Linked DNA regions of Homo sapiens: region 2 is linked to region 1. A link is an interaction called in ENCODE POLR2A ChIA-PET data of the cell type or tissue named here. Cell type or tissue: PC-9. All regions are shown on one strand. Links, peaks and the distances in the headings refer to the core of each region. The heading gives the core; the rest is flanking DNA. Region 1 overlaps HADHA (hydroxyacyl-CoA dehydrogenase trifunctional multienzyme complex subunit alpha). Region 2 overlaps KIF3C (kinesin family member 3C).

The links. Peaks named below come from ENCODE experiments on the same cell type or tissue, not always from the same donor. Only the 100,000 strongest peaks of a DNase experiment are listed, where the experiment ranks them.
Region 2: POLR2A ChIA-PET joins it to region 1 with 12 read pairs; 2 of 35 experiments call an interaction of 5 or more read pairs at or near these places.

What each region holds. Positions count from the first base shown.
Region 1 is chr2:26,190,469-26,195,839 of GRCh38, forward strand. It overlaps HADHA (hydroxyacyl-CoA dehydrogenase trifunctional multienzyme complex subunit alpha), which reads right to left. Exons shown (of 20, transcript NM_000182.5): 15 at 4,624-4,764; 16 at 4,102-4,170; 17 at 3,109-3,304; 18 at 1,842-1,956; 19 at 1,015-1,160; 20 at 167-927. The coding sequence ends at 782. It also overlaps a transcript of GAREM2 not described here. Among named protein-coding and RNA genes, the nearest start is that of GAREM2, 20 kb to the left of the region's middle. In PC-9, for the core only: no CTCF peak of the experiment used is centred there; no DNase peak of the experiment used is centred there.
Region 2 is chr2:25,935,924-25,941,294 of GRCh38, forward strand. All of the region lies in intron 5 of KIF3C (kinesin family member 3C), which reads right to left. Among named protein-coding and RNA genes, the nearest start is that of KIF3C, 44 kb to the right of the region's middle. In PC-9, for the core only: no CTCF peak of the experiment used is centred there; no DNase peak of the experiment used is centred there; H3K27ac peaks cover 859 bases.

The DNA of each region.
Region 1 (5,371 bases), core at 238-5,237:
TACCGCACAGGCATTTCTGGGGCAGCCCTGCTATGCAGGATCTCCGAACATCAAGGGAGATGTCAGCGCCTCTGCTTAGCACCAACGTTCCCACAACCATCCCAAGAAGCACCTATGAATGAGGCACACCCAGAAAAGAAATGGGTAAGATCACACAATGAGGAAATCCAGGCTGGGGAAAGAGGTTTAATATCCCGGTACACCGTGGTGAGAAGCCTGGGCAAAGCATCTGCACAGACAGGTGTGTGTGGTTGAGCCCACCAGGTCCCACTTTCTCTCATCCCAGTCCCTCCCTAAGGTGCTGCCTAGAATTCTGCACACACATTCTTACTCCCCCAAAGCACAGGGCTTTCTTCCAGATTGCTTTTTGAAGGAGGCGTTTAAACCAGAAGGGCAAAGATGCTGACACAGAGTTTGGTTTTTATTGTTATGTGTTTGGCTGGGTGCAGAACTGCCCTCACCACCCCTGGCCACCCTGGCCTCTTGGGAGGAACAGGCAGAGAGGTGGCTTCAGATGGCTCTTGGCTGCCACTCTAGGCCTCGGGGCTTATACAATGAGCAGTGGGCTCTACCTTCCAACAGGAAGTGCAAACTAATTCGAAGTCACACTTCACCAGGAGGGAGAGATGGTCTTGGCTGAAGGCACTTTAATCAGGGAGCAAACCCAGTGCCGGAGTTTGTCTTCTCGTTACTCTGATAAATCTAGACACCACTCTGTTGGAGAACCAGCACTGCCGGCAGCTGGGGTTAGTGCACTGACTGAGCGAGGCATGAGGCCTGCTCACTGGTAGAACTTCTTGTTAGGGCTGTTAGCATGGTCAGCTAGCAGCTGGCATGGGGTGAACTGTTTTCCATAGGCAGCTTCATATTTCTTGAGCCGGTCCACTATCTTCTGGGCGCCATACAGATCCACAAAGCGGAAAGGCCCTGAATAGAGAAAGAGGACTTCGTTGAAGGAGACGCAACACGGGCTCCAGGCTAAAGTGAGCTTCCTTCCCAACCTGCGAGACCAACCTCCCAGACAAGGCGGGAAGCCAAGCCCAAAGACGGCTCCGATGTCTCCCTCTGCAGGTGTGGCCAAGATCCCCTCTTGCAGGCACATGACTGCCTCATTCACAAATCTTGTCACCAGGCGGAACTGGATGTCTTCGTCTGATGAGCTGCCAACAGAAAGAGATGTTTAGGTAGAAGAAGAGGAAAAGGGGAGGAAAGCCAGAGCCGCAGATGCAGAATGGAAGTCGGGATGGGTGCATGGGGAGCTCTGTGGGCCGGTTGGTGCTGGCCCTCAGAGAAGATGCTGCCTGGGTGAACCAAACTTTCCCATGGAAAAAGTGGAGAGTAACTTGCCCTAATTAACATGAAACTGAGCACCTAGAACAGGGCCTGGTGCCGAGAAGATAATCAGTATCTCTTTGACATCAGCAACAGTCAGCTGCTCACAAATGATAATAAAGATCTGGGAGGGTGAAGGGGCCAAGGAGAATCTGTCCTTCCAGCGGCTCTCTGGGAACTTGCCAGAGAAGGCTGGAGCAGGGGAGGGCCTTCACCAGACGTGGCCTGGTTCTCACCTAGATGCTGGGCAGAGACCAAGGAGCACGTGCGAGGGCCTTCCACTTGGAAAGCACCATGCCAGCATCAGGAGTGGTCCTCCTGTTCAGGTATGGTGGTCACAAAGAAAATGGAAGACAGCACCATGGCACGTGTATACCTATGTAACAAACCTGCACATGTATCCCAGGACTTAAAGTATTAAAAAAAAAAAAAAATGGAAGAGGGGCTGGGAAGCTTTGGGCTGTCAGAGAAAGTCAATTTCCAGGCATTAGCCACTCAAACGGACTTACACTTCAGACTTAGGAGGCAGCTTCAGACTCGCTAAAATACTATCCATGTCAGAATTCAAATCCTTCCTCTTCACACCCTCCTGATAGATGTAAAAGCCCTTCCCAGATTTACGACCTAAAACAGGCAAGAAAAGGGAGTGTTACTATTTGTTCTCAGGGAGGGAGTGTTACTATTTGTTCTCAGAACCCTGGCCTGGCCAGGCGTGGTGGCTCACGCCTGTAATCCCAGCACTTTGGGAGGCCGAGGCGGAGGATCATTTGAGGTCAGGAGTTTGAGACCAGCCTGGCCAACATGGTGAAACCCCATCTCTACTAAAAATACAAAAATTAGCTGGGCGAAGCAGGAGGATCGCTTGAACCCGGGAGGTGGAGACGAGATTATGCCACTGCACTCCAGCCTGGGCAACAGTGTGAGACTCTGTCTCAAAAAAAAACAAAAAACAAACAAAAAAGACCCTGACCTGAGAATTCTTGTCTCTGTTGGTCTATTATAAAGCTCTGGCCTCTTCTGAATTCCTGAATTTGTATGTCTAGCTAACCCTAGCAAATTAGTCTTTGTCAGAAGAGTGGGCAGAGAAGGAAAGAAGATCTTGTGACCCGGAGCTTGGGCATCTGTGTACATGGATGAGAAAGGCCACCTGGGTGAGTTTTAACATCCCCATATGCAGCACCGGGTCCTAGAACACCCAGGTTGTAATGCTGATTTTGCTGTTTTGCCAAGACAGAAAGTCACTTCTCTGTGGGCCTCAACTGTATACTGTGTATGGTGAGCTTATACATTCTCCTCACAGGTGGCCAGACAGCATGGTAAAGCCCGGATGCAGAGCTTGCTTCTGCACTATTGCAGATTTCATCTCTGGGGGATAAAAATGCTTGTCCATCTGGCATAACTTGGACCAGGTGATGCTAGAGCCCCAGAAGGGTAGAACTCTGCCTTTTGTCCATAATCTATAGTCCTAGCCCTTAGAAGGTTCACATGACATCTTTTTTTTTTTTTTTTTTTGAGAAGGGGCCTCGCCATGTTGCCCAGGCTGGCCTCACACTTCTGGGCTCAAGCGATCCTCCCACCTCAGCCTCCTAAGCAGCTAAGACCATAAGTGGTTGCTACCGCACCTGACTCATAAAATCATTTTTGAAATCGCCAGTGATAAGGGCTCTGTGTTTAGAAAACTTTCTTCCACGAGGGCTTCTGTAACTCTTTGGTCTCAGGAACTGCTTAGAACTTTGTAACTAATGGTGCTAGTTATGTTTCCTTGAGGCTACTCACCTAGGAAGCCCTTGGACACCATCTGTGTCAGCAGTTCTGGGTTTCCACCTCCAAACCGCTCCCCAAAGACTTTGCCCAGATCTTCCGCCACATGTTTCGCTACATCCACACCAACTTCATCCACCAGTGTGGCGGCACCCACAGGAAAGCCAAAGCTTGTGGTCAGGGAATCCAGCTTCTTCGGGTCAACTCCTTCCTGAACAGGAAGCGATGCAGGGACCTCAGGGGAAGGGCAGCCCAAATCCCCCCAAAGGGCTCCCTGTACTGGCTCCAAACACTGCCTTGTGTAAAACCCACTTCTGAGTGTCACCTGACCAGGCCCAGGACTGGTGCTATTTCATTCAGGGAAGCACAAAGAAGTTTGGGGCCACAAGTGGAAAGTCTGAGCCTTCTCTAATCTACAGCACTTTAAGGACGTTTAGAGATGACTAAATTCTTCATTTTCTTCTTGTTTGCATTTCTGAATCTCAATAATAAGGAGATTGCATGACAGACGGCTGAGTGTGTCATGACCAACAGAAGAAACATCATCAAAGAGGAGCACTCAGAGCCCTGTGATCCCCAAGTCTGGGTAAGTGCCCAGCGAGGAGGATCCCTCTCCTTTCCTGCCAGAATGACCTCGATGGCTACTGGAGAGGTCTGTGTGCTGTGGAAACAGATGCAGCACCAGTTGAACCAAGCGGGCCCTGTTCTGGATGGTCCCTGCCTCAGAGAGGTGCAGAAACAGCATAGAAGACATGCTGGGGGGTGGGGTGCCTTTAGCTTGCTGGAACAGTGAGGAGGCTGTGGGGCAGAGGGAAAGCTCTGCCCCTTTCAGTGCAGTATAAGCCCAACTTCCGACTGCTGTGCAGAGAGAGGGCACCAGGGACCTTCCTAGACAAGAGCAGGAGTTGGTGTATCAGAAGGAAGCTTGGTCCTTATCTTGACATCATGAGTTTTAGAGTGACTGAAGGAGTGGAAGATGCCGCAAACACTCTGGAGAGCAATACCAACCTGGAGGATTCGGATGACTTCAGACATCATGGGCGCAAGACACCTGGTAGTATAGAAGCCAGGTCCATCCTGCCAAGGAAGAGAACATGAGCTCCCTGGCCCTGCTGCTGGGACTGAGTCTGAAACACTCTACCTTTCCCAGGGTCACTTCAAAGTCATTTGAAAGTCACTGTAAAACTTAAGGTGACTTAAAATCTCAATCAGAATCCTTAAAAATGAAATTGCAGGGGAAGCCGTACTAGGGGTAGCCTGGCTTGAATCAAACAGTACAGCAGATAGTTTCATGGTCACCTTCAAGGTCTGGGATGGCTGGGAGAACCCTGCCACATCCTAGATACTCCCCACTCCCACCTTGACTCAGTGGGACAGTCAATACCACCGTCCATCCTGGAGACAACCCAGGGGAAAATCATATCAAAGTCTGGTCATTTGCCCCAGAATATTTATAAACAAGCCTGGAGGTAAAAGGAGTCTTATTAGAACTTTTCAAAAACTCTGCAGCTCTGTTATACAGCCCCTTACCTTAACCACAATGATGACCTTCCCCTGCTTGAGACCAACTGCTACAGCTGAAGCACTGGTGTCTTTGGAAGTTTTCTCGGTCGTGATAATCTCCAGCAGCTGCATCTTGTCCACGGGAGAGAAGTAGTGCATGCCAATCACCTGGCAAGGGGAACCAAAAGCCAACAGATCGGAGAATGCGGGTGAGGAACCTGAGAGCATTCCTTCTCTGCTAGGAAAACACTAGAAAGAAAGGTGGCTGTGATATAGGAATACTGCTTGACATAGCTGAGTGGTTTGGTTCCATGGGTCTTTGATAAAAGTTTAGTATGTTTAGGGAGAGCACATTGGAATCCTCCTCTTCCATTTGCTTCTAAGGTTTTTCACTACAGACATCTGATCCTCCCAACAATCAGTGCCAAAACCACAGCTCGAGGCCAAACTAGATTTATTGGGGAACGACGGATGAAGGTTCCACTTATATTAATGATACTGATGGTTTAGATAAGAGGATCCAGTTTTTTTGGGCGGGGGTGGGGCAGGCAGAAGAATTAATGTGTTGGGCTGTCAGAGAAGTATTTGCATTTTACACAGATGGGTCTCACCACCAGGATACTAGGTTTAACTAACACTCCTCAACAGTCAGATGCACTTAAGACTCATTAAACCAGCAGTTCTCCAAGTGTAGTACCCGGACCCAACAAGCACTGTCATCACCTGGGAGCGTTAGGCCTGCACATTCTCAGGCCTAGCCCAGCCCTACTGAATC
Region 2 (5,371 bases), core at 65-5,064, 250 kb before region 1:
CAAAAAAAAAAAAATTAGCCAGGCACGCTGGCACACACCTGTAGTCCCAGCTACTCGGGAGGCTGAGACTGGAGAATCGCTTGAACCCGGGAGGCGGAGGTTGTAGTGAGCCAACATCACGCCACTACACTCCAGCCTGGACAACAGAGTGAGACTCAGTCTCAAAAAAAAAAAACAAAACAAAACAAAACAAAAAAATTTGTGTGTGGCTCTACATACATGCAGAAAGACTGCCACAATATATTAATAAAAGAGCAAATAAAAAGATGAAGTTTTTGTTTGTATTTTTAAATTTTTTGTAGAGATGGGGTCTCGCTATGTTGTCCAGGCTGGTCTCAAACTCCTGGCCTCAAGTGATCCCCCAGCCTCAGTGTCCCCAAGTGTTGGGATTACAGGCATAAGCCAGCATACCTGGCCAGTTTTAAGGAAATGCGTGTGTGTGTGTCTGCTTAGGAAAAAGTCTAGATATTCAACAAAATGTTGACAGTTATAATCTTTGAATTGTGTGATTATGGGTGATTTTTATTTTCTCTCTGCCTTTCTGCAATATCTCAAAAATTTTTTTACAATGAATATGTATAACTTTATACTAATTAATTAGTTCAAACATCTACAGGAAATATGTATCTGTATGCCTGCCATCCAGTTTTGTAAAGAATGCTGCTGTGAACATTTCTAAAGGTATTTTCATGCTTATATTTAACATTTTCCCTGGGGTATGGATCCAGGAATGGAAGTGTTGCATTGCAGGGTATGTGGATTTTCAGCTTTACTTGATATTGTCAATTGCTTTTCAAAGTGATTACACTTATGGAAGTTTCCATTGGTCTACATCCTAGAGAGCTCATTGAGTGCTATTCACTTTCAGCAATTTGGTGAGTGTGATGGATTATTAAAATACTTTTACTACCCTGAACAAAAACAAACAGAAAAAAGAAAGGAAAGAAAACAAGAAAGCTACTTCCATTTAAAAAAATAAAAGAACACAGGTTTTGGAGTAAGGCAGACCTGGGTTTGAATGCTGGCTCTGCCCCTTCAAGCTCTTTTACTTGGGGAAGTGGCTTACTATCTCTGAGCCTCAGATATATCATCCCTATCATACAGAATTTCTGAGATTAAACAAGACAAGCACTTAGCACAGTACACCTGCCACAGGGCTTAACACATGGCAGCTGTGATTATGATTTATTTTCAATTCCACTTGCTAATTTCAAGTGGGGATACAAATGAAATGAGCAAGGATAAAAGTCAAAAGGCGACAGTTGGAAGAGGAGAAGAAACAGGCCGAGTAACTCAAAGCTTAGGACATTCTGTCCTTGAACAGCAGAACAAGCTGTGCAGGGGCCCACAGAACAATGGCTGCCTTCTGCAGCTGGCAGTGATGGGAAATAACATTCTTGTGGTTTAGTTTATGATGCATATAAAAAGGTGCCGTACCCCATTAGTGGTCCCTGCTGACCCTCTCTATAGATGAAAACAAGGAAAGATAAGGCTCCAGAAGCCCCAGCTGGGTCTGCAGCTGAGCTTACAGGATGCCGGGAGGCGTGCCCGTGAGGAGAGGCAGCCTCAGTGGCAGTGGCAGCAAGGAGACAGTCCTGCTGCAGACGCTGCTGGAAATGCAGAGCCATCCCCTCTAAGAGGGGAGTGGGAAAATTAGGAAAATGGCAACTTATTTACAACGTGCTTCTACACAGTTCATCTGAACTTAACAACCTCCGGAGGTGTGGATAGAGCAAAGAAGACTGAGGCTCAGGGAGGTGCAGCGCCTTTTGTGTCCAAGGTCATGCAATTAGGGAGAGACTAGGAATCTGAATCTTCCCATATACTCCTTTTAAAATTATTATTGGCCAGGTGTGGTGGCTCACGGCACGCCTGTAATCCCACACTTTGGGAGGCTGAGGCAGGTGGATTACCTGAGGTCAGGAGTTCAAGACCAGCCTGGCCAACATGGTGAAACCCGGACTCTACTAAAAATATAAAAATTAGCTGGGTGTGGTAGCATGCACCTGTAGTCCCAGCTATTCAGGATGCTGAGGTGAGAGAATCACTTCAACCTGGGAGGCGGAGGTTGAGTGAACCGAGATCATGCCACTGCATTCCAGCCTGGGTGACAGAGCGAGACTCTGTCTCAAAAAAAAAAAATTATTATTATTTTGTGGCTGGGCACAGTGGCTCACACCTGTAATCCCAACACTTTAGGAGGACAAGACAGGTGGATCACCTGAGGTCAGGAGTTCAAGACCAGCCTGGCCAATTTGGTAAAACCCCCTCTCTACCAAAAATACAAAAATTAGCTGAGCATGGCACATACCTGTAACCCCAGCTACTGAGGAGGTTACTCAGAGAATTGCTTGAACCTGGGAGATGGAGGTTTCAGTGAGCTGAGATCGTGCCACTGCATTTCAGCCTGGGCGACAGAGTGAGTCTGAGTCTCAAAAAAAAAAAAAAATTATTTTGTGAAATTTTTGAATCGGGCAACACCTCATTCTATGCCACAGGGTGGGGGTTCCCCCCAAGGACTCTAGTATCATCTCTCAGGAGGACACTGGGCCAGAACAGATGGGCCAGTGAGTGCCTTTGAAAGCTCAGGCGCTGGGAACAGGACAGAGGGACAGGGCTGGGTGAGCAGAGGATCAGCGCAAATTGGCAGCCTGACCCAATAAAGATGCCAGGGCTATTCTGGGTGGCATGTGGGAGAGAAGGGTTGGGGGAAGGGAGTCTGTAATTGGGGCACCGACCTTCCCATCGGCTCCCTCTTCTGCCCCAGGCCTACTTTCCATGATTGATCCTCTGTAGGAAGCAGGTTTTGGCAGCCCGGAGCTGAGGCCTGGGTCTGCGTTTATGCACCCCTCCCTTTAAGCACCCCTCCCAGCAGGGCCCCACAACCACAGTTATCCTGCGTGCAGTACATCTGACGCGTTCTCCTAGGACCCTCCCTCCGTAATTGGCTACTATCATTTTTTCCCCTTTAATATTAAAAAGTCATCTCTCAGCTCCATCTCAGGGGTTGACATCATTCTCTTTCCTGGCTGTTTGATCACTTCCTTTCCCCTCTCCTTCCTCTCCTTCCTTCCTGCTCTCCCTCTCTCCCTCCCTTCCTCACTCTGTCACCCAGGCTGGAGTGCCGTGGCAAGATCTTGGCACACTGCAACCTCTGCCTCCCAGATTCAAGTAGCTGGGATTACAGGTGACAGCCATCACATCTAGCTAATTTTTGTATTTTTAGTAGAGACGGGGTTTTGCCATGTTGGCCAGGCTGGTCTCGAACTCCTGGCCTGAAGTGATCCACCTGCCTTGGCCTCCCAAAGTGCTGGGATTACAGGTGTGAGCCACCGCGGCTGGCCTCCCCCTCTTGTTCTGAAAGCAGGCATCCGACATCATCGGGTGTGTTTCCTTCTAGTTCCTTCCTGTGCATTCAACACTGACAGTCAGGCTTTCCTCTTCGATCTGGCTGCTTTCTCCTGGTAGGCCATCTGTCCACCTTGTTCCACTGCCCTGCTTGTCTGAACTCTCAGCCTTCCCATTTCCCCTCCATGCTGTCCCCGACCCGCCTGGGAAGCTGCAACTGCTCCCTGCTTCACACTGTCTTCAATTCTCACAGGTCTGTGAAGAAATCCAGGGACTCAACGCAGAGCTAGGAATGTTCTTACTGGGGTGAACTTTGCCTCTGTGACAAAACCAGTTTAACTTTCTTTCCTGATTCTATTTATAGCAAGAAACACTCTCTCTTTAAACCCAGAGGCAGAGCCTGGGTGAGGTGGCTTACACCTGTAAGCCCAGCACTTTTGGGAGGCCGAGGCAGATGGATTACCTGAGGTCAGGAGTTCAAGACCAGCCTGGCCAACATTGAAACCCTGCCTCTACTAAAATACAAAAATTAGCTGGGCATGGTGGTGCACCCCTATAATCCCAGCTACTCAGGAGGCTGAGGCACAAGAATCGCTTGAACCTGTGAGGTGGAGGTTGCAGTGAGCCAAGATCGTGCCACTGTACTCCAGCCCGGGTGACAGAGTAAAACTCTGTCTCAAAAAAATAAAAATGAAAATAAATAAATAAATAAAATAAACCCAGAGGCAGTTTAACAAAAAATCAACATCTAAAACAAAAACATAAAGTCAAACTGCCCTTGTAGGGCACTTCTAAGGGATAGAGCAGGCCGGTTTCTCCAGAGTCCCCATAATTAGAATATTGGTTTATCAGTGTGAGTGCAACTCTTCATTGATCATCTCCTCCGCACCAGGCACAGGCCTGGAACCTTACATTATTTCATTTCAACCTTGACAGTCCTGCAAGGTACATATTGTTATCCCCACTTTACAGATGAAAAAATTTGGGTTCAGAGAGGTTAAAAAAACTTACTCAAGGCCAGGCGCATGGTGGCTCACGCCTGTAATCCTAGCAGTTTGGGAGGCTGAGGCGGGTGGATAACCTGAGGTCAGGGGTTTGAGACCAGCCTGGCCAACATGTTGAAACCCCATCTCTACTAAAAATACAAAAATTAGCCAGGTGTGGTGGCGTATGCCTGTAATCCCAGCTACTCTGGAGGCTGAGGCGGAAGAATCGCTTGAACCCAGGAGTGGGGGTTGCAGTGAGCTGAGATCACGCCACTGTACTCCAGCCTGGGCGACAGAGTGAGACTCCATCTCAAAAAACAAAAAAACAACAGAAAAAAACTTACTCAAGGCCACTAGTAAGTGGCAGAGCAGGGGCTAGAATTCAGAATGTTCTTTTTTTTTTTTTTTTTTTTTTTTGAGTCTCGCTCTGTTGCTCAGGCTGGAGTGCAGTGGTGCGATCTCAGCTCACTGCAACCCCCGCCTCCCAGGTTCAAGCGATTCTCCTCCTACCTCAGCCTCTGGGTAGCTGGGATTATAGGCGCCCACTACCACACGCGGCTAGTTTTTGTATTTTTAGTAGAGACGGGGTTTCACCATGTTGGCCAGGCTGGCCTCAAACTCCTGACCTCAGGTTATCTGCCCGTCTCAGCCTCCCAAAGTGCTGGGATTACAGGCGTGGGCCACCACACCCGGCCAAATTCAGAATGTTCTAAATCCAAAGTCTAGTCTCTCTCTACTGCACCATGATGCCTTTAAAAAGAATCTAGGGGCTGGGCACAGTGGCTTACGCTTGTAACCCAGCACTTTGGGAGGAGTTCACTTGAGCTCAGGAGTTCGAGACCAGCCTAGGCAACATAGTGAGACCCCCGTCTCTACTAAAAATGAAAGCAAATTAGCTGGGTATGGTGGTCCATGTCTGTACTGTGGTCTAAGCTACTCGGGAAGTTGAAGCAGGAGGATCACTTGAGCCCAGAAGGTCAAGGCTGTAGTGAGCCATGATTGTGCCACTGCATTCCAGCCTGGGCAACACAGTGAGA